Regions from separate parts of the Mus musculus genome. Here all the other regions are linked to region 1. Evidence: chromatin loops called from intact Hi-C (ENCODE). Cell type or tissue: heart. All regions are shown on one strand. Region 1 overlaps Hipk4 (homeodomain interacting protein kinase 4). Region 2 overlaps Sptbn4 (spectrin beta, non-erythrocytic 4). Region 3 holds the start of Sertad3 (SERTA domain containing 3). Region 4 overlaps Sptbn4 (spectrin beta, non-erythrocytic 4). Region 5 holds the start of Blvrb (biliverdin reductase B (flavin reductase (NADPH))).

Region 1 (5,000 bases):
AAGTTCTACCTGGTCTTCGAGCTTTTGGAGCAAAACCTCTTTGAGTTCCAGAAAGAGAACAACTTCGCACCCCTTCCTGCCAGGCACATCCGCACGGTCACACTGCAGGTACTAAGAGCGCTGGCCCGGCTCAAGGAACTGGCCATCATCCACGCTGACCTCAAGCCTGAAAACATTATGTTGGTAGACCAGACGCGCTGCCCCTTCAGGGTCAAGGTGAGTGAGGCTGCCTGGGAAATGGCTTTGCTTAGTTCTTGGATGCTCTGCTAACACATGGGTCTCCCTAGTCAGTTCCGTGACGCAGCTCCGGGTGTCCCTGAACCCCAAGCTGCCCCTCCTTGCTGCTCTCTGGCTGTCTTCTGTATCCCATCCCAATTCTTGCTTTGTTTTGTTTTGTTTTCGAGACAGAGTCGATGTGGCACAGGCTGGCCTTGAACTCACTGTGTAGCTGAGGACGACTTGAGCTCATGGCCTATCTGCCCTCCCTGCCTCCACGACCTAAGTGCTAGTAGTCACGTAAGTCACCACAGCCAGCTCGCTTTGTTGTGTTTTGTTTTTTGAAGACAGGATCTCAGGGAGTCCAGGCTGGTCTGGAATTTGAGTGGGTTTCCCTTCTCAAGTACCGGGATTACAGGCATTCACCATCTTACCTGGCTTCTCCATCTCAACTCTGAGGTCCTTTCTATCGAAGACTGGAGGTCTTCTGTGCCTCCCCTCTAGGTCCTGAGTCCGCCCAACCCTGCCCATTTGGCTTACTTCTTCTGGCTCAGGTCTGGGCCTCGTGGGTCTGGCATTCTAGTGGGGGAGATGGTAGCAGGGTAAGAAGTAAAGCGTGTTGTGGATGTGAGACCAGAGAAAACAGGAGAGAGAGGCTGGGAACTGCTCAGACATGGGAAGTGGTAGACAGGGAGGTCACACTTCAGGTGGTCTTGAGGGGAAGAGAAGGCCATGGAGAAGGGATGAGTTTCCAGGATGAAGGAGGAGCCAGCACAAAGGCTCGAGGTAGGAGCATGTCTAAGTATTCTAGCAACACACAGGGGAGTTCTGTGCAGTTGAAGCACAAATGATGGGGAGCAAAGAGGGAGAAAAGGACACCAAGGAGGTAGGGGTGGGGTTGCACAAATCCTCATAGGCACAGTCAAGATTGGTTTTGTTTTGGTATGTATATCTCCCTCCATGGTTTCACAATGTATCCCTGGCTGGCCTTGAACTTACTATGTAGACGAGGCAGGCTTCAAACTCATGGCAGATCCTCCTGCCTCTGCCTCCCAAACAATGGGCTCAAAGTTACACACCAACACGCTAGGCTTGCAGACGAATTCAGAGCAGCAGGATGGGCTCTGACTTAGGGGCTCATCTTGGGGGGAAGTAGGACCAAGAAAGCAGATGGGGTGATCCAAGAGGAGTCCCAGGTAAAAGATGTAACTGGGGCATTCGTGGATTCCGGGCAGATTTTAGAGCTAGAGACAACAGAATTAGAATTGATTGATGGGTTTCACAGTGTGAGGGAGAGGGGCTGGGGAGATGCTCAGATAGTAATGTCCCCGCTGAACAAGCATGGAAACCTCAGTGCAGACCCCTACCATCCCCATGAAAAGACGGCTGTGGCAGCACACCTGTAATATCAGTGTAGGGGAGGTAGAGACAGGAGGATTCCTAGAGCTTGATGGCCAGCCAGTCTAGCCAATCAGCAGGCTCGGTGTTCCAGGAGGGGAGGGATCTTATCTCATATATAAAAGTTAGAGAGCGATAGAAGACATGCGATGCATGTGTGATGACACACATGTGCACACGCATACAAACATCTACACATACATTTAGAAAAAGAAGGGCCAGCAAGATGGCTCAGCCAGTTCAGGTGCTTGCTGCCAAGCCTAAGGACTTGAGTCCAGTAGCCAGAACCCATATGGTGGGAGCAGAGAACTGACTTCCTGACTCTGGAAGTTGTCCTCTGACCTCTACACATATACCACTGCATTTGCATATCCCTCCCCCCACTAAATTCAGTTTAAAAATGAAAAAGTGTGAGGGGCAGCTGGGCATTGTGGCAGCCTCCTATATTTCCAGCACTGCACAAGTGGAGGCAGGAGGATTAAAAATTCAAGGTCATCCTTGGCTGTTAAACAAGTTCAAGGTCAGCTTGCACTTTCAAGGTCTGTCTTGCACTACCTGAGACCTCATCTTTAAAGAAAAGATGTGAGAGAGGCTGAGTGGGCTCAAGTTGAGCCAGAGCCTGCGGATCTAGACAAATGCAAGGTGGTTCTAGCCTCTGTTCCTGTTCCTGACCCTGGGTGGGCACCTAAGCTGTCCCTTGTTCCCCCTAGATCCCACTTCTGCTGAGCCTCTGTCTGGGCCTCATCAACCTACTCAGACACCCCTCTTGTGCCTCCTCCATCAGAGCTCAGACTCCTCTGCCTGCTTATCTGTCAGCAAGGCACTGGTGATGACTGGGCTGGCAGCAGCACCCAAGGGCAGGGCTGGACCAAAGCTGCCTATACTGTGCCTCTCCCCGTGCCCCACTGAATGTTAGAGACACAGAGACAGGAAGAGATGGGTATTTCTGCCCTGTTGGATGGAAGGACAGTGAGCCGAGAGGAAGAGAGCTCTGTAGACCTAACAGGGCTCACACAGCACCTGGGGGTCGCTGGCACCCTTCAAGTGCTTTCAGAATGAAGGGACTCCACATACACTGGCTCAACTCTCAGTGTCACTGAAGTCCTAGGGGGCGTTGAGTCCAGACTAATAACTATTTCATGATTGGCCTTGTGTGCATGGAGGTAAGAGGTGACTAAATGGATAAATAAATGAATAAATAAACGCAGGGAAGCTGCAGCCTGCCCTGAGTCACAGGAATTCACAGTGAGACTGGAAGAGCGCCACCTGGTGGCGAGAGGAAAGGCAGGCGCCTACCCATGGCCCATGGATTACCAAGAAGCTTGGTAATTACAAGCTGAAGGCCTTCGGGGTGTTGTCAGTGTCTGACGGTAAAGATCTTAGAGGACTTGGTTTTAGGATGGTACCTTTCCAGTCCATGACACAGAAACAAAGACAGAGACACTGGGAGATGAGGATTAGCTGAAGAGGCAGTGGGAGAGAGAGAGAGAAAGAGAGAGAGAGAGACAGAGCCACTGGGTGGTGGCAGCACATGCTTTTAATATCAGCACTTGGGAGGTACAGGTAGAGGTGGATTTCTGAGTTCTAGGCCATCCTGGTCTACAGAGTGAGTTTAAGGACCACCAGGGTTACACAGAGAAACCCTGTCTTGAAAAACAAATACACACACATACACACACACACACACATACATATACATACATATATATATGAGAAGGGAGCCAGACCTGGTGAAACATGCCTATAATCCCAGATTATTGTACCTTCTACATTTCCTCTCTTATGAATGACCCTGCCTGAAGTTCAATCTCTAGGACCATGGAAGACAGACACACAAATCAAAGGGAGGACAATACTGATTGGTGTAAAATGCCTACTAGTTCCAGGCCTCCAGAGACACAGCCTTGAATAAAATACAAAGCTCTTGTTGTCATGGGACTGGAGTTCTATTTTTTTTTTCATTTATTTTCTTTTTATATGTGAGTGCAAATGTATGGATGTATGGTGTTCCAAGAGGTCAGAGGGCTTTGGATTCCCCCTGGAACTAGAGTTCCAGACAGGTGTGAGCTGCCATGTGGGTGCTGGGAGCCAAACCTGGATTCCCTGCAAGAGCAGCCAGTGCTCTTTACCACTGAGCCATCTCTCAGGCCTAGCGGGTTAAGTGCTTGCTGCACACAAGCAGAAGAGCCTAAATTCAGATCCCCAGGGACCCCATAAAAGCTGGGCTTGACTTTATAATCCCAGGGCTGAGGGGATGTAAGGGAAGACAAGAAGATCCTGAGGGCTCAGTGGCCCGGCTATCTTGCCAAAGTTGTGAGTTTCAGGTTCACTAAGAGACCTTGCCTCACAAAATAAGGTTACAGCGGTAGAGGAAGATAGAGGACCTTTGGCCTTATACATGCACACATGGGTGATGACACCCACATATGCCTATAACACCTCCAACACACACAACACCCCCCCTCAGGGAAATATATATATAGTATGTGAAATGATGTTAAAATCATAGCTGGGAGCTGGGTGAAAGAACAGGAATTCAAGGACATCCTTGGCTACATAACCAGGTTGAAGCCAGCCTGGGCTATATGAGACCCTGTCTCAAAACTAACCAACAAAAAGGACAGAGGATATGGGTGAATACTTGCCTACTATGCACTACAGCAGGGGGAGGGTCCCAACTATTATAGGCACAAGTTCAAGCAGAGAATCAGACAGAGCCAGACCTGACACCTGACACAGAAGCAATAGCTAGAGGACAGAGGCAGGGTCATTCATAAGAAAGGAAGTGTAGAAGGTACAAGAGCTAGGCAGACACAGGAGATACACAGGGATGAGTCCCAGGAGGGGCCTATCCTGTCATCTCTACCACTCCACCAACCCAGCTGCCCTGTGCTCCATCCCCTCTGTCCTCCATAGGTGATCGACTTTGGCTCGGCCAGCATATTCAGTGAGGTACGCTATGTGAAGGAGCCTTACATCCAGTCCCGCTTCTACAGGGCCCCAGAGATCCTGCTGGGGCTGCCCTTCTGTGAGAAGGTGGACGTGTGGTCTCTGGGCTGTGTCATGGCCGAGCTACATCTGGGCTGGCCTCTCTACCCAGGCAACAATGAGTATGACCAGGTGCGCTACATCTGTGAGACCCAGGGCTTACCCAAGCCCCATTTGCTGCATGCGGCTCGCAAGGCTCACCACTTCTTCAAGCGTAACCCCCACCCCGATGCCACCAACCCCTGGCAGCTGAAGTCCTCTGCTGACTACCTAGCTGAGACCAAGGTATGGGGGAGCATGCAGGGTGAAGACAGCCTGTGCTGGGGGGTGGGGACGATACTATATCGCCATGTCTCTTTGGCTGGACTGAGGGTCTAGGTGAAATGTGGAGCCTGAGT
Region 2 (5,000 bases), 120 kb before region 1:
TGCTCTCACAAAAGACCCTAGTTCCATCCCATGCGCCCACATTGGGTAGCTTACAACCACCTGTAACTGCTAGTCCATGGAATTTTACACCCTCTTCTGGACTATACAGGTACTACATCCAAATGCACATGTGTACACATGCACATACATATGTGTACATACACGCACACACATGCTAAAAATACAATAAAAATATCTTTCAGTCGGGCAGTGGTGGTGCAGACCTTTAATCCCAGCACTTGGGAAGCAGAGGCAGGTGGATTTCTGAGTTCGAGGCCAGCCTGGTCTATAGAGTGAGTTCCAGGACAGCCAGGGCTATACAGAGAAAAAACAAAAACCAAAACAAACAAACAAAAGGAATAAAGAAAGAAAGAAATCTTTCAAAAAAAAAAGATTTTCCTGATCTACAAAGTGCCCATCAACACCTCGGAAGGGTTGATATCACACACCTCTGGCTTTCACAGTGCATGGATAGAGAAGGTGCTAGCAGGAGGAACTTCCTGCCCCAGGACCCACCTACCTGCTGTTGAGATGGTCCTGACAGGAGCGCACCTCATCGGAGCTGGGATGACCTCCTTCTACCAACTCCTGAACTGTTTGGTTCACATCCAGGACTCGGCCCATCAGGCTGTTCATTTCCTGGTCAAGACTTTCAAATCTGCAGAAGAGGAAGAGGGTGTAGAAGTCAGAGGTCTGGGCTCTCAAGAGCCAGCTCACTTCTTTAGTTGTAGGTCTTTATGACATTTCTCAAGTTCCTTCGCAGGAATTTTTCTCTCTTTCTTTCCTACTCTTTTGTTGTTGGATTTGCGGGGGGGGGGGGGTTTGTTTTGTGTCTGTGTCTGGATTTTTGGGAGGGAGTTGTTTGTTTTCTTTGTTTTGTGTCTGTTTTGCTTTTGGTTTGGTTTGGCTTTGCTGCTGCTGGTGATGAAGCAGGGTAGCACATGTAGCCCAAGGCTGACCTCAAACTCTCCAAGTAGCTGAGGATGACCTTGAACTCAGAAGGGCATGCAACCCTGACCAGCACAGGCTCCAGTTTTTCTATGGGTTGCTGTAACGTCCGATTGTCCAATGCTCCACCCTGCCCTCTATATAAATGTCAGGCCAGGATTCTTGATTTATTTTTATTTATTTTTTATTTTTGAGACAAGGTCTCACTGTATAACCCTGGCTGTCTTGCAAGTCACTATGTAAACCAAGTTGCCCTCAAATTCACATAGACCTGCCTGCCTGTGGTGAGACTAAAGGCGTGCTCCAGGGCGGGAGCCACCTCACTGTCTAGAGAGATGACATCTGTCTTAATGGGAGTCCCATGTGTGGAGGAGCCTGTAGAAAACTTTAAGTGGATCCATATGTGTTCTGTGAATATAAACCGCGTACTGGCAGGAAATGGCTTTGGGAGGTACTGTACTGGGCAAGTATTTGCTAGGTGACACATCTGTGAACTCATTTCCTGTTCACCATAAGCTTGAGGCATAGGCTATGATGTCTACCCCCATTTGACACATGGGCAAATCGAGGTCCAAAGTATGAAGCTGATGAAGCCCGGAGTGACGGATAAATCTGGGATTGCCCCCATGAGAACTGGCGAGCCAAAGCATGTGAGGTTGGGTGGGTGAGCAAGGGGCCCTGGGGGCTTCCCCGGGTGCGCTCACCGATGCTGCACCACCTCAACGTCGTCGAGGGAATCGGGCACACGCATGGCCAGCAGCCACTGCTCTTTCTCCCCGATCCACAACTCGCAGGCATGTACCTCGCCGAACATGCGGTACACGGCGAGCGCGTCCCGAAGCCACTGTCGTCGCAGCGCGGCCACCTCGGTCACCTCGGCGAACAACTGTTCGGCTTCCACCACGCGCACCTGCAGAGCCACCACCAGCGGCCCTGCGCCACTGGCTCCTCCCAGTGTCGCCAGCTGGCGCCTCAGGCCACCCACAGGGCCACGGTGCGCTTCCACCTCCCCGGTGAGAGCGCGGTGCTGGCGCGCCAGGCGACGGCTGGACGCTTCGTCGTGACCAAAATCTCCAGCGGCTGCTAGACGATACGCGTCACGAAGCCAGTCCAGCAGCCCGTCCAGGTCGGCGCCAAATTGGTGCAGCGCCCGCGCCTCCTGCAGCCGCCGTTCCCGGCGCGCAGCCGCCTCTTCCAGCCGCTGCCAGCGGCGCCGAGCGCTAGCCGCGCGCTCCGCCAGGCCAGCCAAATGCAAAGGCTCGGCGCCCGGGCCCACGGAGCCGCCCGCCGCAGCCAACTCCTCCCCGCGTCGCAGCGCCTGCTGCAGCAGCGCCCGCCGGCCGCCCAGCTCGCCCTGCAGGATCTTATGCTGCGCCAGCAGGCGAGCGGTGCTGGACAGGTCGTGCGCGCCGCCCGCCGTGCCCGCCGCGCCACCACTGCCGCTCGTGGCCTCTAGGAGGCGCTCCTTGTCCCGCGCCCAACTCTCCGCCTCCTCCAGCTCCTGCAGCAGCGCCCACAGGCTCCGAGAAGCTTCCAGCTCTGCGCGCCGCCGTGCTGCCTGCTCCTGCAGCTCCGACAGACAGCCATGCACGTGGTTCACACGGTTGCAAATGACCTGAGGGTCGCAGGGCTGATAGCCTGGGGCAGGGGAAGGAAAAGGTAGGAAGAGATGCCAGCCCATGCCATCCTTTCATTAGGCTTCCCAGACATCCCAAGCTTAGAGCAAGCTTTCCTGGATTCTCGCCACCTCACCATCTACCTCAGCCTTCCTTCCATGGAACACCACTACCTGGGTTAACTGTTCCCTGTGGGCAGGTTCAGGCTATCTCCTTCATTATCACATTTCCACACCATTCCACAGAGGGCAGAGCCCAATGAACGAGGGTGATTTGTCTCCCAAATACTGGGATTAAAGGCAGGTCTGTCCCATAAACTTTATTCCTCAAATTTTACGATTTTCACCTAGGTCCCTAGTTCGTATGTACATAACTGTGAAATTGATTTAGCAGATCCCAGTCAACCTCTCTTTGATGGAGCTAATATAGTCAGTACCACACACCTGTAATCCCGGAGTTTGGGAGGTGGAGGCAGCAGGATCCCAAGTTTAAGGCCAGCCTGGACTTCATAGTGAGACTCTGTCTAAAACAATAAAGGGGGGCTGGAACGGTGGCTTAGCTGTTAAGAGCCCTTGCTGCTCTTCCAAAGGACCTGAGTTGGGTTCCCAGCACCCATGTGCTGACTCACTACTGACTGTAACTCCAGCTATATGGTATTCAGTACCTATTCTGGCCTCCACAGGCATCCTTTCTCACACAGGTGCACACACACACACACACACACACACACACACACACTAAAATCAATCTTTAAAAATAACTTTAAAACCAAGCCAAGTGGCCCCGCGATTCAGGAAATTGCCTGGATTACAGAGTGAGTTCAAGGCTAGCCTGAGCAACTTAGTGAGCTTTACAAAATAAGTAAAAAAAAAAAAAGAAGGCAAGCTCAGCCTTAGAGTATTAGCTCAGGGGCTACCTGTGAGCAACTGGGGGCCAGCTAATCAGTAGACCACATGCTTAGTGTGACCAAAGCCCTAGGTCCAATCCCCAGCACTGAAAAGGGTCTATCAAGAAATCATGTGATGGACTAGTAGTACATCATCACCATGACAACACAGTCCACACTGGCCTCTTGGTTGTATCCTTAGTGCTACTGGTCATCTCAGGGGTGTCGTCACAAGAAAAGGACAGTAGAGGCCTCCTGGACAGTCATCCCTAAGGCAATAGAAAGAGTGTGGGTGTGGGGCAAGTGGAACCATGCCACCAGACAGAGGAACTGGTAAATCTCATCATTGGGAATGGTAGGTATTAGAATGAACTCCTAACAAGGTTCCTGTCCTGGAGCATGTGACCAAGACACCCCACTAAGAGGCCCATTACAATCAGTCACCTATCATAAAAACCTAGAATTCTCCATGCTAATGAGGTAGCTAGATAGGCCCTGAGTGTTTAGCCAATGAGCTCCCCTTCCTGGGCATCCCTTCTTGCAAAAGGTATTTAATGTCTGATCCACCCTGAGTAAGATGTATGCATCCTCATCTAGCATGAATAAAATAGTTTGGACAACAAGGACCGTCTTCTTCACCAAGGATGGCCTGCGGGGGAGGGGGAGGAGGGAGGGACAGAGGCCTTTGTCATACAGAGCCTCGCCTAAATCTCCTGTAGGCCTCTCTTCCAGCTCCTCTGTACTATGGGGCTCGATTGGAGATCCCACTCTGTCCTAGGCTCACTGAGGGCCTGTGGGCTCCTGTATCCAACTCCTCTCGGGTCCCCAGCGGTGTCTGGGTACACAGGAATTTAAGAACCACAGCCTCTGTCCCAGCCCCCTCTGTTTCTCACCTGGAGAAACATGGGCTAGGAACTCTGTCTTAGACTCTGTTTCGCCTTCCCTGAGCCTGTTGGTGGCCAGGCACCCCAGCAGCAAGGAAGAAATGCAGCCTAATGAAACCTCAGTGGATGCTCACTCTATCTTTCTTCTTTCCTTCCCTTCCCCTTCCCCTTTCCTTTTCCCTCTTTTCTTGAGATAGATCGTCAAGAACCTCCAAATACATTGAGCTCTGTTTAGCCAAAGATGACCTTAAATGCCTGCCTCCTGAATTTATCTTCCAGCTGCAAGTTTTACAGTCAGTTGGTCACCAACACAATGTTTGTGCTGATACAAAGGACTGAATCCAGAGCTTCCCACATCGTAGGCTAGAATCTACCTACTTAGCCTCATCCCCAGCCCAAATTTACTCTAGGAGGTAGCATAGTCCCAAGAAGAATGAGAAATTCCCTTGTCATCTTGCAAGCTCTGTGGTCTGAGCTTCAGTTTTCTCATCAAAAAGAAAAAAGAAAAGGCTTCCAGCATTCAGGACCAGCTGACCAGCATCAGACAGCTCAAGAAACGCCATCAGATAAGACCATTCGTGCCAACAGTGTAGTAGAACAAAACCAAGCCAACTCCTAAGCATCTCTGGGTACCAACCAAAACATGGTGGGTGTGCAAACCACAGT
Region 3 (5,000 bases), 51 kb before region 1:
GATGAAAGATTCCAGAATAGCTTAGGCTACACAGCAAAACGCTGTCTCAGAAAACAAACAAAAAAGTGGCTGGGGATGTAGCTCAGTGATAAGAGTACTTTGGCTAGCACCACCTCGGTGTTCCGTGCCCAACACCACAAAAACTAAGCAAAAGGAATTTTCTTTAGGGACACACCTGCAGCTCCAGGACTAGCAATATGGAAGCCAAGCATGATTAGAATTTCAAGGCCCTTGTCTACACTGGAGTCCTGCTTCACGAGACTGCCTAAAACAAAAAGAATCCGAAAGTGAGTCCTAGAAAACAGGAAGGAGGGTACCAGAGACCAAATAGTGAAGAGCAAGCTAACCCTTCACTACGAAACCATATCACAAAATTAAACACACACACACACACACACACAAAATTTTAAATCTTAGCTCAGTTCTACGGTGTTTGTTCAAAATGCTCAAATGTTAAATCCCCAAAACTAAAAATAATAATAATAATAATAAGTTTGAGTTTGTTCCCAGAGTTGTGAGCAGTCTTTAAGAGTAAACAGCAACAGGCAGACAAATGCGGAAAACGAAAGCGTTGCCTGGGATCCAGGAGGTTCCCCCAAACAAGCAGCAGACCCCTCTAGGTTAAGCATAGACTCCTCCTACAAGACGGGTTGGGGGTGGGGAAGCAGAGCTCCGCCAGCTAAGGGGCGGGGCTGCGGTCGTTCAGGCAACGCAAGCCGCATCATGCTATTGGCTGCTGTCTAGTGCGTCATCCCCCCCCCCGCCCTCCGGTTTGACCCAGCCTTCGGAACTCCGGGGGGCGTGGCCTCCACCATCTGCCCCAAGCCTGCAAAACCGCAGGGAGGGGAGAATGGTGTCACCCGGTGTCACTCTTCAGTGGGGTCTGGTATAAGGGGTCTGCAGTGAAACAGAGGAGTGAGAAACACAGCTGGGTCCAAAGTAGCAGTTCTGACGGCGTTACCAGACTCCACCGTGGAGACTCCGCTCCGCCCCCTGACCAGTAGCCAACCTAAACCGGACCCGGCCCAGTGATGGACGGGGCCTAGCATCCGTGGCTCCTCTTAGCCAATGGCGCCCCGCGGCGGGCAGGATTCCAACCAATCCTGGCTTGCGACTGGCCTCCGGGGAGGAGCCGAGTGGCCCCCAGCCAGACCCAGAGGCCCGGGGAAAGTGAGCCGGACTTCTACCCAGCACTGGTGGAACCCAACCCTGCAGGCTTGTCGGAGGTAGTCGTGGCGACCCTGGCAGCCGAGGTGAGGAGTGGCCGCCTGTGTGAGATTTCCCTGGAGTTAGAGGAGGACGGGGGCGCGCCCCCACGGTAGGCGGAAGCGGGGTATCCCGAGTGGAGAGCAGATTGGTGTGATTGATGGACATTGGAGGGTGGAAGGCTGAATTCCAGCATCAGCACCGAAGGGGGAGCAGGATTACTCAGGAGTTGGAGTTTGGAGAAGCCAGGAAAACGGAGAAAGAACTTTGGAGGAGAGTGTAGGACAGTTTGAGTCTCGAAGAATAGGCTGAGTTTGGAGTTCCACGGTGTTCTGGACAAAGTGAGCGTTTTAAGGCTAGGATATGAAGCATTTAGAGGAACCCGGGAACTAGAGGAACCGAGTATTGGATTCTGAGACGCCGTCGTGAGAAGGGAATGCCGGGGAAGAGTTCACTGACTGGGTCTCGGAGCCGGACTGGGTATTTGGAAAGCCAGAGTCATTTGAAAGTGGAGCCGAATGAGGGGAGATTTGGGACGAGGTCTCAGAATTGGGATATCCAGTTTCGCCGGCGGAACTATGTACCCGAGAGTTATTTGTCGTCTTTGGGCGATGTGATGGGATTTGGACCTCTGCACACCGAGGACAGTTTGGGGAAGAATCCAGAACTTCCTGGGGTGATAGGGACCCAGAGAAAACAGGTTTCTGACTGAAGCCTGGTGGGGGAGGGGCGCTCGGGGCGTGGAGCTCGGATTCACCGCCCCGAAGGCAGTAGAGGGCGGGGCTCGGCGGCCGCTGGGCAGCTGAAGTCCGGGTTCCCTTCCCCCACCAGCCGGAGCTCCCGTACGCATGCTCTCAGAGAGGGCGGGCGTGTCCAGTCTCTTGGGTGTGCTGGGCCTTCTGGGGATTGTAGTTCCAACGCGACAGCCGAAGCTCTGCCTGGAGCCTTTGGGTCCACAGTTCCCAGAAGGCCCTGAGGATACATTGAGGTGTTCTTGGGTCTGGTCTAGCGACCCAGGGAAGGGTGGTGCCTATAAAAAGAGATGATTGGGTTGGACTGGTCGCTAGAGGGTGCAGTTTGTGGTTAGTTTCGCTCTAGCTGGCTTTCCTTTGGGTCGGAGTTTGGGAAATACTCCCTCTCTTTTGAGAGGTCATAGACTCAATTGTAGGAAGCAGGTACGGACAGAAATATTCTTGTTAAAAAAGGAGAAAAAAAAAAGAATTTAAACACACACGTCCCAGCTAAGCCTCGTCTCACACACATTTAATCCCAGCCTTCAGGGAGGAAGAGGCGGTACGATATGAGTTCGAGACACAGCCTGATCCACATAGGGAGTTCCAGAGCAATACAGAGAAACCCTGTCTCAAGTTTGGGTTTGGTCCATTACTCTGTGCTCCATACCTGTTTGTCCTGTGACCTGTTAGGAAAAAAGTATTGTGGGAAAACAATAACAAGATCTATTGAGACCAGAGTTAGGATTTTCACTTTCCAAATGTTAAAATTGATTACCATAATGTAAATTCAACGTTGTGCCTACCACAGACAAGTGATACTCAAGCCATGCCCGGATGTTTTGGTGATTTGTTTTAGGGCTTTTTTGTTTTTCTGAGACAGGTTTGTCTGACCATATTAAACTCTACCTGCTTCTGCCTCCTGGATGGGTGCTGAAATTAATGGCATAGGACACCATCTGCAATTTTTTTTTCTGTTCATTTTCCTATTTTAAATTTTATGTGTATGGATGTTTTGCCTGCATGCTTGTCTGGGCACTACTTGTGTGCCTGGTGGCAAAGGAGGCCAGAAGAAGCCATGGATCCTCTAAAAGTGGAGTTTTAGGCAGTCCTGAGCCATCCATGCAGGTTCTGGGGATCGAACTTGGATCCTCTAGAAGAACAGACAGTGCTCGTAACCACTCAGCAATTTTTCCAGCTCCTTTTATTTTTGAGACACTGCCTAGCTGAGGGTGACCTTGAACATCTGAACTCACTGCCTCCTTAATACAGAGGAGGTGACAGCTACAGGAGTCTCTCCACCCTCACTACTACCTGCTCCCACTCTGTGTCCTGTGCACCCCTCCTCACACTCACTTACCAGTCCCAGCAATCCTATCTGCATCTTGTTCTCTCAATCACATTGCATGCATTAATTTACCCATTCTTAGCCTTGTGGGATTCTCTGTGCACTTTAAATGGAGGTTCTGATACACACACACATACACACACACACACACACACACACAAAAGCTTCCCATAGCTACACAGGCTTGCTTGAAGAAGTAAGGTCCCAAGGTATCTGACTCCACTCTTTTTTCACAGGACATGGGAGGCTTAAAGAGGAAACATTCTGATTTGGAAGAGGAGGAGGAAGAGGAGAAGTGGGACTGGAGTCCAACAGCTCTTCGGAGCTACCAGCAAGCCCTGCTCCGAATCTCTCTGGACAAAGTCCAGCGCAGCCTGGGCCCCAGAGCACCCAGCCTCCGCAGGCACGTCCTTATCCACAACACACTCCAGCAGCTCCAGGCTGCCATTCGCCTCGCTCCAGCACCAGCCCTGCCCCCGGAACCTCTCTTCCTAGGTGAAGAAGATTTCTCCCTATCTACCACCATCGGTTCCATCCTCAGGGAGCTAGATACATCCATGGATGAGATGGAGCCGCCTCTGAATCCAGCAGCTTCCTCGAGTCCCCAGAATGAGATCGTGTCCCAGGCTGATCCTGTATTCTTAGAAGCTCTGAGCTCAAGGTACCTGGGAGACTCTGGCCTGGATGACTTCTTTCTGGACATTGATACATCTGCGGTGGAAAAGGACGTTGCACTTCCACCCCCGGAGCCGCCGCACAGCCTCTTCTGTAGCCCAGGATCCTGGGAGTGGAATGAACTGGACCACATCATGGAAATCATCCTGGGATCCTAAAGCTGATGGGATTCTTCCGGGCGTCAGCCTCAGTGCGCTGGGCCTTAGATGGGACTCTTGTATGTGTGCGTGGCGGAGGCGCTAGACAGAGACTGTGTGGCCTCCTTTCCTCCTATGTCAGGATTCCACAAACTGTCCTGCATGTGTGCGTGTCTGGTTGCCACAGCCTTCCGTGAAGGTGCGTCTTCCTCAATTAATTTATCTCTTCCGAATGCCTTAAGGAGACTCTATTTCAGGGAGTCTAGATTCCTCGCTTACACATTTCTTCTGCCTCCAGTTCCCACTGTCCTTATGACCACTAGGGTCTCAGGGAAGATAAAACTGGACCTGTCAAGGGGTGATGGAGGGGCTGGTCTCCGGACAGACTCAACCTCTTGGCAGGACCCCAGTACCAGCAGCCTCCTGATTCATAACCAGGCCGGACCATGTGCAATAGGGCAGAAGTCTACCAGCTCCATGCTGTGCTACTTAAGAGGAAAGAGGAGGTAGGGTTTGCAGAGGCGTATGTTTGTTGGTTGGTTGGTTGGTTGGTTGGTTTGGGGGGATTTTTTGAGTGAAATTTGTTGTTGTTGTTGTTGTTCTTGTTTTTTTGTTTTTGTTTTTTTCTAATAAAAGCATTTTGGAAATATTGGAATTGTAATTAAATCTGTAAACATCTCTGGGGTGATCTGGGGAAGAGCCTGCTAAGTTTCTCCAATACTTAACATCCTTTCCTTAACAAAAGTAGAGCAGCCGGGCGGTGGTGGCGCATGCCTTTAATCCAGGCACTTGGGAGGCAGAGGCAGTTGGATTTCTGAGTTCCAGGCCAGCCTGGTCTACAGAGTGAGTTCCAGGACAGCCAGGACTGCACAGAGAAACCCTGTCTCAAAAACACAAAAACAA
Region 4 (5,000 bases), 89 kb before region 1:
GCATGCATGCATGTGTATGGGTGCGTGCATGTATGCACATGTGTAATATGATTCTAGCTAACTATCTCCCTCCTTATTTTAAGTATTTTTAAACATATTTTTTTATTGAATGGATCATATACTATGGATTAGAGGACAAGTTCCTTCCACTGTGTGTCTGAAGACCAAAATCAGGTCATGTGGCTTTTGTAGCAAGCACCGTTACCCACAAAACATTTCCCCACCCCTCTCCTTGTCCCTTCCCTCCATTCCTTCTTTCTTCCTTTTTTTAGGGGGTGGGGAGGAGGGGACCATGAGTGCTGGGACACGTGTGCCACAAACTGCCTGTGTGGAGGACTCATAGACAATCTGTGGGAGTCAGAACTTTTTCTCCACGAAGTGAGATTTGAATCCTAGAAGTTGAACTCGGGTTTACATCACACACCCGACCACTAAGCCATCTCTTTGACTTTATAGTCTTCTTTCTTTCTTTCTTTCTTTCTTTCTTTCTTTCTTTCTTTCTTTCTTCTTTCCTTCCTTCCTTTTTTCTTTCTTTCTTTCTTTCTTTCTTTCTTTCTTTCTTTCTTTCTTTCTTTCTTATTTTTTTTAACTTTTTGTCACATGTACTCCAGGCTGACTTTGAACTTGCTTTGAGGCTGGCCTTAAACTCTCCCTCCTCACACCTCTCAAACCCAGGAATGACGAGAAGCATGAACACTGCGCCTGGATGCTTTTCCTTTTCTTCATGTGGAATCTTATCATCTGAGCTATGCTTTAAATATCTTAAAGTATATTGATTTATTCACTTGTTGACATCGATTCTTACTTTATAGCATGGGCTGGCCTTGAACTCACCATCCTTCTGCCTCAGTCTTTCCAGACCAGGATCACAAGCATGGACCACTTGCCTAGCTTAAAACTAAAAGGCTTTAAAATTTGAATTTGCAGGCTGGTGTGATGGTCTATACCTGTACTTCAATGTGGGATGCAGAGGGAAAAGGGTTAGAAGTTCAAGTCCAGACTTGGCTGTGAAAGGTAGTCTCAGCCTCGCTCTACCAAACAAAAAACAGTGGCCTTTAATCCCAGCTCTTGGCAGGCAGAGGCAGGAGGATCTCTATGACTTAGAGACCAGCCTGATCTACAGAGCAAGTTCCATGACAGTCAGGGATATGGAGGGAGACTGTCTCAAAACAAGCAAACAAACAAAACAATATAAATTAATTAAGTGGAACAGAAAAATAATGTGATCTAATAAAATGTATACTATAATATAATTATTATTTCTGGAAATTTCCACTTGATATTCTGGATCATGGACATCAAGAAAGAGAAGCATCAAATACAGTGAGGGCATAGAGGTCCTGAGTAATACATTAACTATGCAGAAATCTGCATATTTAATTTTAATATTAATTATTTTTCAATTTTATGTATACAACTGCTTTGGCTATATGTATGTATGTGTGCCATGTGCATATCTGGTGCCTTCAGAGATCAAAAGAGGGGATAGGTCCCATGGAACTGGAGTTATAGACTGTTGTGAGCTGTCATATGAATGTTGAGAATCAAACCCAGGCCCTCGGAATGGACAACCGAGGCTCTTAACCACCGAACCACTTCTCCATCCCTGTGTTTGGTTTTCTGAGACAAGGTCTCACTCTGAGACTGATACTGCCCTTCAAGTCAAGGAATTCTCTTGCCCTGTTTCCCAAGTGCCCTGTGCTCATTATAAATACAGTGACTGATCACTCCCTGTTTGTTCCATCGTTTTAAGTTCCAGAGAATTGTATTTCATAACTAAAAGCCTAAAAGAAAAAGAAAAAAAAGGAAGTTGTATCTTGGCTTTCCCAATCCTTCCCCAACTCCTACAAGCTAGAAAGCCATGGGCCGCTCTACCACTGAGCCATGCCCCCAGCCCCTCACTGGGGTATTTTAAGCAGGTGCACTACTGAGCTACACCCCAGCCATCTTTTTACTTTTTGTTTTGAAACAATCACAATAAGTTGTGCAGATTGACTTTGAACTAATTTTGCTACCCAGGGGAGGTTTGAGCTTCCTGGGCTCTGACCTTAACTTCCCGAGTGCTGTTACCGTTCGCCTGTACTACTACTCCCTCATCAAAGATTTGTTTTTCTTCTCACTCTGTTGTTGTTGTTTGACTTTGTGTTTGTATTTTTGTTTGTTTCTTTATTTGTTTGTTTGAAAGAGGATCTTAGATCTCTGCCTCTGCCTCTGCCTCTGCCTCTGCCTCTGCCTCTGCCTCTGCCTCTGCCTCTGCCTCTGCCTCTGCCTCTGCCTCTGCCTCCCTGTTGGTGTGATGAGCAGCATGTACCACCACATCCAACCTGTTTTGTTTGTTTTCCTCTTGTATCATTTTGTTTTTGAGATCCCGGAACTCTCTTTGTAGACCAGCTGGCCTCAAACTTACAGATCTGCCTGCTTCCACCTCCCAAGTGCTGGGCTTAAAGACGTGCACCACCGCTCCAACTTTCCTCTTCTTTTTTATATCTATTTCTTTTTATGTGACTGTTTTACCTGTGTTAAGTGCACTGCATGCGTGCCTGATGCCTGCAGAGACCAGCAGAGGGCACCAGATTCCCTGAACCTAGAGTTACAGTGTGATGGGAGGTGAACATGAGTCCTCTACAAAAGCTTAAAATGCGCTAAACAGCTGAGCCATCTCTCCAGCCCATTTGTAACACAGCGTCTCCTATAGCTCAGGACTGCCCTAAACTTGCTATGGAGCCAAGGGTGGCCTTGAATTCCTGATCCTTCTGCCTCAGTTTCCCAATGGATGGAATTCCAGGCCTGGTCTACCAGACCTTATCCTACTCTTCCCCTAGCATCTCTCAGCCCTTACATCCCCATGCTTGAAATCTATGCTAAAGGGTTTGAGAGGGAGGGCAGTCTGAAAGTGTTTGCCTCCACACACGTGCACACACATGCACAAAGACCTGAATTTGGTGCATCAGAACCTATGTTTAAAAGTTAGGCCCTTATTCGTGAGGCAGAGGCAAGGAGCTCTCTGAGTTCAAGGCCAGCCTGGTCTACAGGGCTTGCCGGCCAGCCAGTCTAGCCAAACTGAAAAGCTCCAGGATCATTGAGAGATGCTATCTCCAAAAAAAAAAAAAAAAAAAAGACACCAAGAGCAAGTTGGACTTGTAATGTCAACCTCTGGCCCCCACCTGCAGATCAATGTTTTGTTCAGACAGGGTCTTGTGTGGACCAGGCTATCCTCAAACTAAGTAGCCAAAGATGACCTTGATCTCCTGCCTCCATTATCCACGTGCTGAGAGTGCTGAGGTGTAGACACAGGCCTGCCTCTAATCTTTCACACAGTCCTGATGGGGATGGAAAAATGGTTTTAAAAAGAAAAAAAAACCAACAACAACAAAGAAAATGGACCATTGGGCTGGAGAGATGGCTCAGCGGGTAAGAACACTGACTGCTCTTCCGAAGGTCCCGAGTTCAAATCCCAGCAACCACATGGTGGCTCACAACCACCCATAATGAGATATGATACCCTCTACTGGTGTATCTGAAGACAACTACAGTGTACTCATGTATAATAATAAATAAATCTTTTTTAAAAAAAGAAAGAAAGAAAATGGACCATTTCCATTAAATCAGATAGACACTGCTATAGCTTAATTCGGAAACATCTCCTAGCTTTTTAACACGTGGTTCCCAGTTAGTGAACTTTTTTCCTTTCCTTCCTTCCTTTTATTTGGTTTTGGTTTTTTGGGTTTTTTCGAGACAGGGTTTCTCTGTATAGCCCTGACTGTCCTGGAACTCACTTTGTAGACCAGGCTGGCCTCGAACTCAGAAATCCACCTGCCTCTGCCTCCCAAGTGCTGGGATTAAAGGTATGCGCCACCACTGCCCAGCTTCCTTCCCTTTTGTTGTTGTTGTTGTTGTTTGTTTGTTGTTTTGTTTGTTTGTTTCCTTGTTGTTTCTAATGGTCCTCTTTTGAAGGCTGCGGGATCAGGCTAGTATAAAGAGGTCGTTATGTGTGGAGTGGAAGGTTAACTAGCTCTTACCTACTCTATCTGTTTCTGATCTATCAAGATATAAGGATTCCCTGCCTCACGTGCTCCTGCCACAAACTTCACCACAGCTTCACTGTGAACCCAGAAATGTGTGTGCCCCACCCAAAATCTGTGCTAGAAGCTGACAGGATCCCCATCTGCAACAGTCCCAACGTGAAGCAGCTCAAAAGCATAGCAATAGCTAGGCTGTGGTATGTCTACACTGTGGAATATTAGATGGCAAGGAAAGGGGCTGTAGGTACAGGGCATGGTGGCTGAAACTCACATGCTTCATACTGAGTGGATAAGCCACAGACATACGGGAGTGCAGGGCGCCAGGCACAGTGATCAATGTCTGTCATCCTAGTAGTCGGGAAGCTGAGCAGAAACACTGAGAGTTTGACACCAGCTTAAACCACAAAGCGAGACACTGTCATTAGGCATGTGGTGACACACATCTGCAATCCCAGTACTCAGGAGGCTGATGTGGGATATAAATGAGATCTTGTATTCGTAGTAATAATAATAATTAATTAATTTTTTTAAAAAGTAAGCAAGGAAAGGAAACAGCGCTAGTGAGATAGCTCAGTGGGTAAAGGCAGTTGCTTGTTGCTTGTGCAAGTCTGGTGACCTAAGTTCAATCCCTGAGATCCAGTTAAAAGTGGAAGGACAGACCGACTCAACAGAGTTGTCTTCTGACTTCCACATGCCATGCATGCCATGGCAAGAACACCTACGCGTGTACCTCACGCGCGCACACAGTGCAAAACAAGCAGAAAACAATGGCTGGAGAGATGGCTCAGTGGTTAAGACGATTCGCTTATACAACATCAGGACCTGAAGTTTGGATGCCAGCATGTACATATAACGAGCCAGGCATCCCATCCAGGCCTGTGACCCCAGCTCTGAGATGACCAGAAACAAAAGGAGGACTAGAGTTTTTGGCTTCAAGACTAGCTCAGAAAAAAAGACTAGCCCAGAGTCAAGGAGAAA
Region 5 (5,000 bases), 77 kb before region 1:
GACACACTCACATACAGCCACCACCACCAATAGCACATACAGTCAGGCATGTCACACACCTCCAAGGTGTCACAGAGTATCTACGCTCACACAACACAAAGTTCACAATCGCATAGTCTTACACGCTTAAAATGTCACACCAGTTGCCTAGGCACAAAAGATGACACACCCTGTGTTGCTACACACCCATACATCAGAGCCTCAACAAGACACAAAAGGAATCTCAGTTGATGTCACACACAGTCACACATAAATGGGATCATATCACGCACCCATGTGGTGTCCCAAACCTTCCCAATCCGAAAGTATCACACTCCATTACAGCTTACCATATCACACAGGCTGAGTACCCCTCACAGTATCACCCCCATGGACGCCAAATAACATTAATGATCTCTATACACAACTCACATTGCAACACAAGGAATGAAACCGGGTGTCGCCCACAACCATGCTGTCCCTTGTGGTCACTGAGGGTCACACAGGCACAAAATCACCCCACACACCCCTCTTGCTTGTTGGGAGGACGCTTTGGTAGAGGGAAGTACCATCTCAGAGCCTGTCTGTAAGGGGGCGTGAGCAAAGAGAGCACGGTGGGCGTAACGCCCCGGCCGGCCCCGCCCCGCTCAGCCCCGCCCACTAAGGGTGGCTGTCTCTAGTAGGCAGAGCGCTAAGTGACAAACTGCTCTAGCACCGCCCACTCCCTTCCCTAGAAGGGGCGTGGCTTCTACGTCTAAGCGCCTATCGGAGAAGGGGCTCTGGAAATGCAATTTGACTCCTCCGCCTACTCATGCTCTTTCCAGCGGGAGGCGTGGTCGCCTCGGTCCCGCCCTTTGAACCCAAATTAGGAGGGTGAGGCGGAGGCTGGAACCTTGTCTGGTCCCGCCCCCTCCTTCTGGGTCGAGGAGGACCCGCAGCGCGCCTCCTCGCAGCCACTGTGTTCCCGCGCGTCCTCGGAGTTCTCAGCTTTTCCGGCCCTGGACCCCGCAGCATGACTGTCAAGAAGATCGCGATCTTCGGTGCCACCGGCAGGACCGGGCTCACCACACTGGCGCAGGCGGTGCAAGCAGGCAGGAGCCGGGGCGGGTGGGGGAAGTCATGAACACCGGGCGGAGTTTTGGGAAAAGTCGTCCTGGGGGCCGGGCGGAGACCACACGGGGCGGTGTGTGCCCCAGCCTGTGGGCCAGCAAGTGGTCACGGGGGCACAAATGGAGGACTCTGACATTCAGCGTTATGTGGGTTCAAGGCGTAAAGGAATTAACTGTGGGAACCTGGAGGACTCCTCTGACAGTTCTATGCAAACCAGGGGTTCTTATGAAATGTCGTAACTGTGGTGGTGGTCCTAGTTAGCACACCCAGAAAGGGTTTTCTGAGCCAGGACTAGCTTGGCATCCAGCCAGCCGGGCCATCTCCTTACACGTGTTAAAATTCTGGTGACCCTCATTTGGAATGGGAACTAGTGTGTTACCCCACTTGACACATAAGAAAACTGAGGCGGAGAGGACTTGCTGGTACATGGCTGTGTCGGGATTTGAACTCCGGTCCGTGGTCTTAAGCACTAAAAAACTGTCTGCAGGCTCATAGTTTGGTCACTGGAACAGAAAATCGAAAAGGTTAGGCAGCAACTTACTTCAAAGAGAATGGAGGTGATCACCCTATAAGAGAGGGGCAGTCCAAGAACTGAAGTCCTGGGAAGGACATTGAGCTTTGGGGCCTCCCGAGGGGAGGGCGCAGGATCCCCCATCATCCCCTGGCTCCTCAGTCTAGAAGTTAACTCTGGACCAGACGTGAAAGTTCCAGATAAAGAGCCACACCCTTGCTAGCCTTGGCGATTCTTAAGATATTGACTATCAGAGTGCCCCAAAAGGGTGGAGGCCACAAAGAGCCCAGTCCCTGCTGGTTCCCAGCACAGCTCCTGCTTTGGGTGAGGCTTTTTCTAGAAGTTCCATCCCCCCGCCCCCCATGGGCTATCCTTTCCCCCAGGGACTTAATGAGGGCCTTAATTCGTGGCAAAGGAGAGCGCCCTGGGCCTCCCAGAGAAAACAAACTACAGGCTGGCTGTGGTGGTGTAGACCTGTAATTTCCCCCACCCCTGGAGAGGCAGAGGTAGGAGACTCAGGAGATCAAACCTATCCTTGGCTGCGCAGCAAGTTCAAGGCCATCGTGGGCAACCTTAGACCCTATGTCAAAACAACAAAACAAAAGCAAGCTGCTGATAAATCATTTCTAGGGAGGAACAGGGAAAGGAAGAGAGAAGTTGACAAATGCTGTGTCACCATGAATTTGTGGAGTATCCTGTTAAATACCTTAATCCCCAATACCACTGTTTACTGATGGCTCTCCCTGCTGGTCACAGTCGGAACTACACGAAGGATTTCCGGGAGGCCTGGCCTTTTTCTCCCTGTGGCTCAGAAAAACCTGTCAGAAACAGGAAGAGGAAAAAAAAAAGAAAAGAAAAAGGAAAAAAAAAAAAAAAAAGGCAGGAAGGGATTAGGGGATATAGCTCTCAGAGATGAAACGCCTGCCTGGGATCCACCTGTGAGAAGAGGCTTGAGGGGGGCGTGGCTCAGTAGGCCCCACGGCCTAGCGGCCTAGCGTGCCCAAGAAACTGCACAGTCAAGGAAAACAAGTAGCTAGGAAGGGCTTGGGTTTTAGTCCCTCAATGTCATTTTGTAGGACCAAGGGTCTAACAAACAGACTCTGGGTTCATCCTGTGTATTTAAACAGCCAGGTCTACCACATACCACAGTGATGTGACCAAATACTGTGTCATCTACAGTCAAAGACCTAAATATCTGTAAAATAAATAAAGAAAAGAGAAAAGAAGACCAATATTGAAGCAATGGTTGCGGGCTAGACAGATAGGTCAGTGGGTAAAGGTACCTGACAACCTGAGTTAAATCCCCAGAAAGAGAGAACCAACTCAGAAGAACTTGACCTCTGACTTCCATACATGCACACACACAAATAAGAGTAACAGATAAACAGAGGTTGCTAGCTGGGTGGTGGTGGTGGTGCAAGTGTTTAATCCCAGCACTTGGGAGGCAGAGGCAGGTGAATCTATGTGAGATCGAGGACAGCCTGGTCTACAGAGTAAGTTCTAGGACAGCCAGGGCTACACAGAGAAACCCTGTCTCAAAAACAAAACAACAACAAAAACAGGGGTTGCCTTGAGACTCTGATGAAATGACTTACAATGCAGAAAGTGCTTAGAACCAAGGCTCATGCCCAGTGGGTGCTTATACTCCTCAGCCAACTGAACTCAGATATAAAGATTATAGCCCAGTCTTAAATGTAGCTCTGGTTTTCTCTACCCACTGTGTGCCCAAGGCTAGTTACCAGAACCTGCCTCAGTTTCCCTTTCTTGGTATGATAAGAATGGCCACTTTGTAAAATTGTTACAATCTAGGACTTTTCAAACTAGGGCTCAGTGTGAGTGCTGGACTGCTTTAAATTGGTCACAAACGATCAAAATGTATCAAGTTGCTGCTGCGGGAGTCGCTAGAATCTGAGCCTAGGCCCTGGCAGCCAGGTCTGACCACGTGTCCTCAGCAGGTCAATTAGTGAGAAAAACTAATAGTGAAAGTAGAAAAAGGAGATGAATTTAATGTAAGCATGTCGGGAAGCTCCTCTGCTACCCAGACCCAGCCTTCAAGGTCTTGATGAAAGCTACAAGTTTAAATAGAAGGCAAGAGGTACCCACGCATGCGCAATCCCTCTCGTTAATGGTGTGGTCATCACAGCCATCATCTTGTTGAACCCTGTGTCCTCCAAGGTGCTCTGACAAGTTGTCAGAGCCATGAAATCTCTTCCTCTTCTGGTTGGCACAGGGCCCCGGCCTCCTTCTCCTGCCATCATGAGGCATTTGGGAAAGTTGCACTTTTGGAGTGGGGGGTCCACTGTTTCAAGCAGTCTGATTATCATCTGCATTCCTGCCAGGATAAGGTTACAGAATGCCAGATGTTGGATTGACATATGAATTTATGTGTACTGGTCAGGCAGTGAAATTTTGTATTGAGTGTTAAGATTTTATTTTATTTTATTTTATTTTATTAATTCTTGAAAGAGCTGGAGAAATGATGAGAAAATCCTATACTCCCAAGACTCAGAGAGTGGAAGGTTCACACTCTCTTTTTAAGGTTCACAGCCAGTTCTGGAAAACATAGTTCAAGGCCAGCCTGTTTTGTGTAATACTTTGCCTCCAAAAATAAAAAAGGAAGGAAGGAAAAGAAAAACCTTAAAAGTGAATGAATTTTGCAACTTATTCTCAAATAGGAAGAGAAACAGAAAGACAGACAGATTTGTACATGTGTGAATTTTCTATGCAAATATATAAGTTCTGCATATCATATACTATGTATATAAGTAAAAAGAGGAAGCAGGTCTAGAGAATCTTGCAACTTCTCTATAGCTGAGATTACTTAAAAATAAAAGCTTAACAGAAAGCCTGACCAGATGTTTGACACCTGCAGTTAGGAGGTAGACAGCAGGAACAGCACAGGGTTTAAGGCCAGCCTGAGCTACATTGTGAATTCGGTGATCGTGTGGGCTACAGTGTGACACTCTGACAAATAAATAAATACAAGAAACATGAACAAAATGTTAGTAACAAATGATATTGTTAAAGAAAAAAGTCACCACATATTTTAGGGCCAGCAAGGTGGTTTAGTGGGTAAAGGCGCTTGCTGCCAAGCCTCATGGCCTGAGTTCAATCCCCAGGACCCACATGGGTAGAAAGAGACAACTGACTCCTGCGCACACGGTAAAATAAATGTAAACTAGTTAATAAGTAATGAAGATAAATGAAAAGGATAAAAGCCCGTATTTTAATTATCTCACAGAAGTTGTCTTTCAGGAAGGATAAGATCTAAATGTGTGCTGTTTGGTAGCTACTAGCTGCGTGTGCATCTTGCTTCATTTTATTTTATTTTATTTTATTTTATTTTCTATCCTTTTTTATGTATGTACTGTCTGTGAATCACTCTTGTGCCTGGTGGCCA

The links. A loop is a pair of places that touch in the nucleus more often than their neighbours do. Peaks named below come from ENCODE experiments on the same cell type or tissue, not always from the same donor. Only the 100,000 strongest peaks of a DNase experiment are listed, where the experiment ranks them.
Region 2: it touches region 1 in a loop (5-fold over the local background); 5 of 42 quality-filtered maps call a loop at or near these places.
Region 3: it touches region 1 in a loop (5-fold over the local background); 8 of 42 quality-filtered maps call a loop at or near these places.
Region 4: it touches region 1 in a loop (2.3-fold over the local background); 10 of 42 quality-filtered maps call a loop at or near these places.
Region 5: it touches region 1 in a loop (2.3-fold over the local background); 8 of 42 quality-filtered maps call a loop at or near these places.

The regions. Positions count from the first base shown.
Region 1 is chr7:27,523,766-27,528,765 of GRCm38, forward strand. It overlaps Hipk4 (homeodomain interacting protein kinase 4), which reads left to right. Exons shown (of 4, transcript NM_001033315.2): 1 at 1-216; 2 at 4,531-4,887. Among named protein-coding and RNA genes, the nearest start is that of Hipk4, 3.0 kb to the left of the region's middle. In heart, a CTCF peak has its summit at 2,884 (motif pointing left); a DNase peak (open chromatin) is centred at 2,886; H3K27ac peaks cover 788 bases.
Region 2 is chr7:27,406,591-27,411,590 of GRCm38, forward strand. Sptbn4 (spectrin beta, non-erythrocytic 4) reads right to left here. Exons shown (of 36, transcript NM_032610.2): 14 at 1,653-2,586; 15 at 521-658. Among named protein-coding and RNA genes, the nearest start is that of Sptbn4, 37 kb to the right of the region's middle. In heart, CTCF peaks have their summits at 99 (motif pointing left) and 2,398 (motif pointing right); a DNase peak (open chromatin) is centred at 2,391; H3K4me3 peaks cover 1,354 bases; H3K27me3 peaks cover 4,427 bases.
Region 3 is chr7:27,472,619-27,477,618 of GRCm38, forward strand. It overlaps Sertad3 (SERTA domain containing 3), which reads left to right and starts at 1,222. Exons shown (of 2, transcript NM_133210.2): 1 at 1,222-1,253; 2 at 3,522-4,746. The coding sequence starts at 3,525. The coding sequence ends at 4,118. In heart, a CTCF peak has its summit at 2,274; DNase peaks (open chromatin) are centred at 173, 763, 1,073, 2,093 and 2 weaker places; H3K4me3 peaks cover 2,831 bases; H3K27ac peaks cover 3,098 bases.
Region 4 is chr7:27,435,170-27,440,169 of GRCm38, forward strand. The region is part of intron 2 of Sptbn4 (spectrin beta, non-erythrocytic 4); the gene reads right to left. Among named protein-coding and RNA genes, the nearest start is that of Sptbn4, 8.9 kb to the right of the region's middle. In heart, a CTCF peak has its summit at 2,560 (motif pointing right); no DNase peak of the experiment used is centred here; H3K27me3 peaks cover 1,344 bases.
Region 5 is chr7:27,447,127-27,452,126 of GRCm38, forward strand. Blvrb (biliverdin reductase B (flavin reductase (NADPH))) reads left to right here and starts at 852. Exons shown (of 5, transcript NM_144923.3): 1 at 852-1,070. The coding sequence starts at 992. It also overlaps a transcript of Sptbn4 not described here. In heart, CTCF peaks have their summits at 491 and 2,343 (motif pointing left); DNase peaks (open chromatin) are centred at 25, 755, 1,705 and 2,355; H3K4me3 peaks cover 3,193 bases; H3K27ac peaks cover 1,722 bases.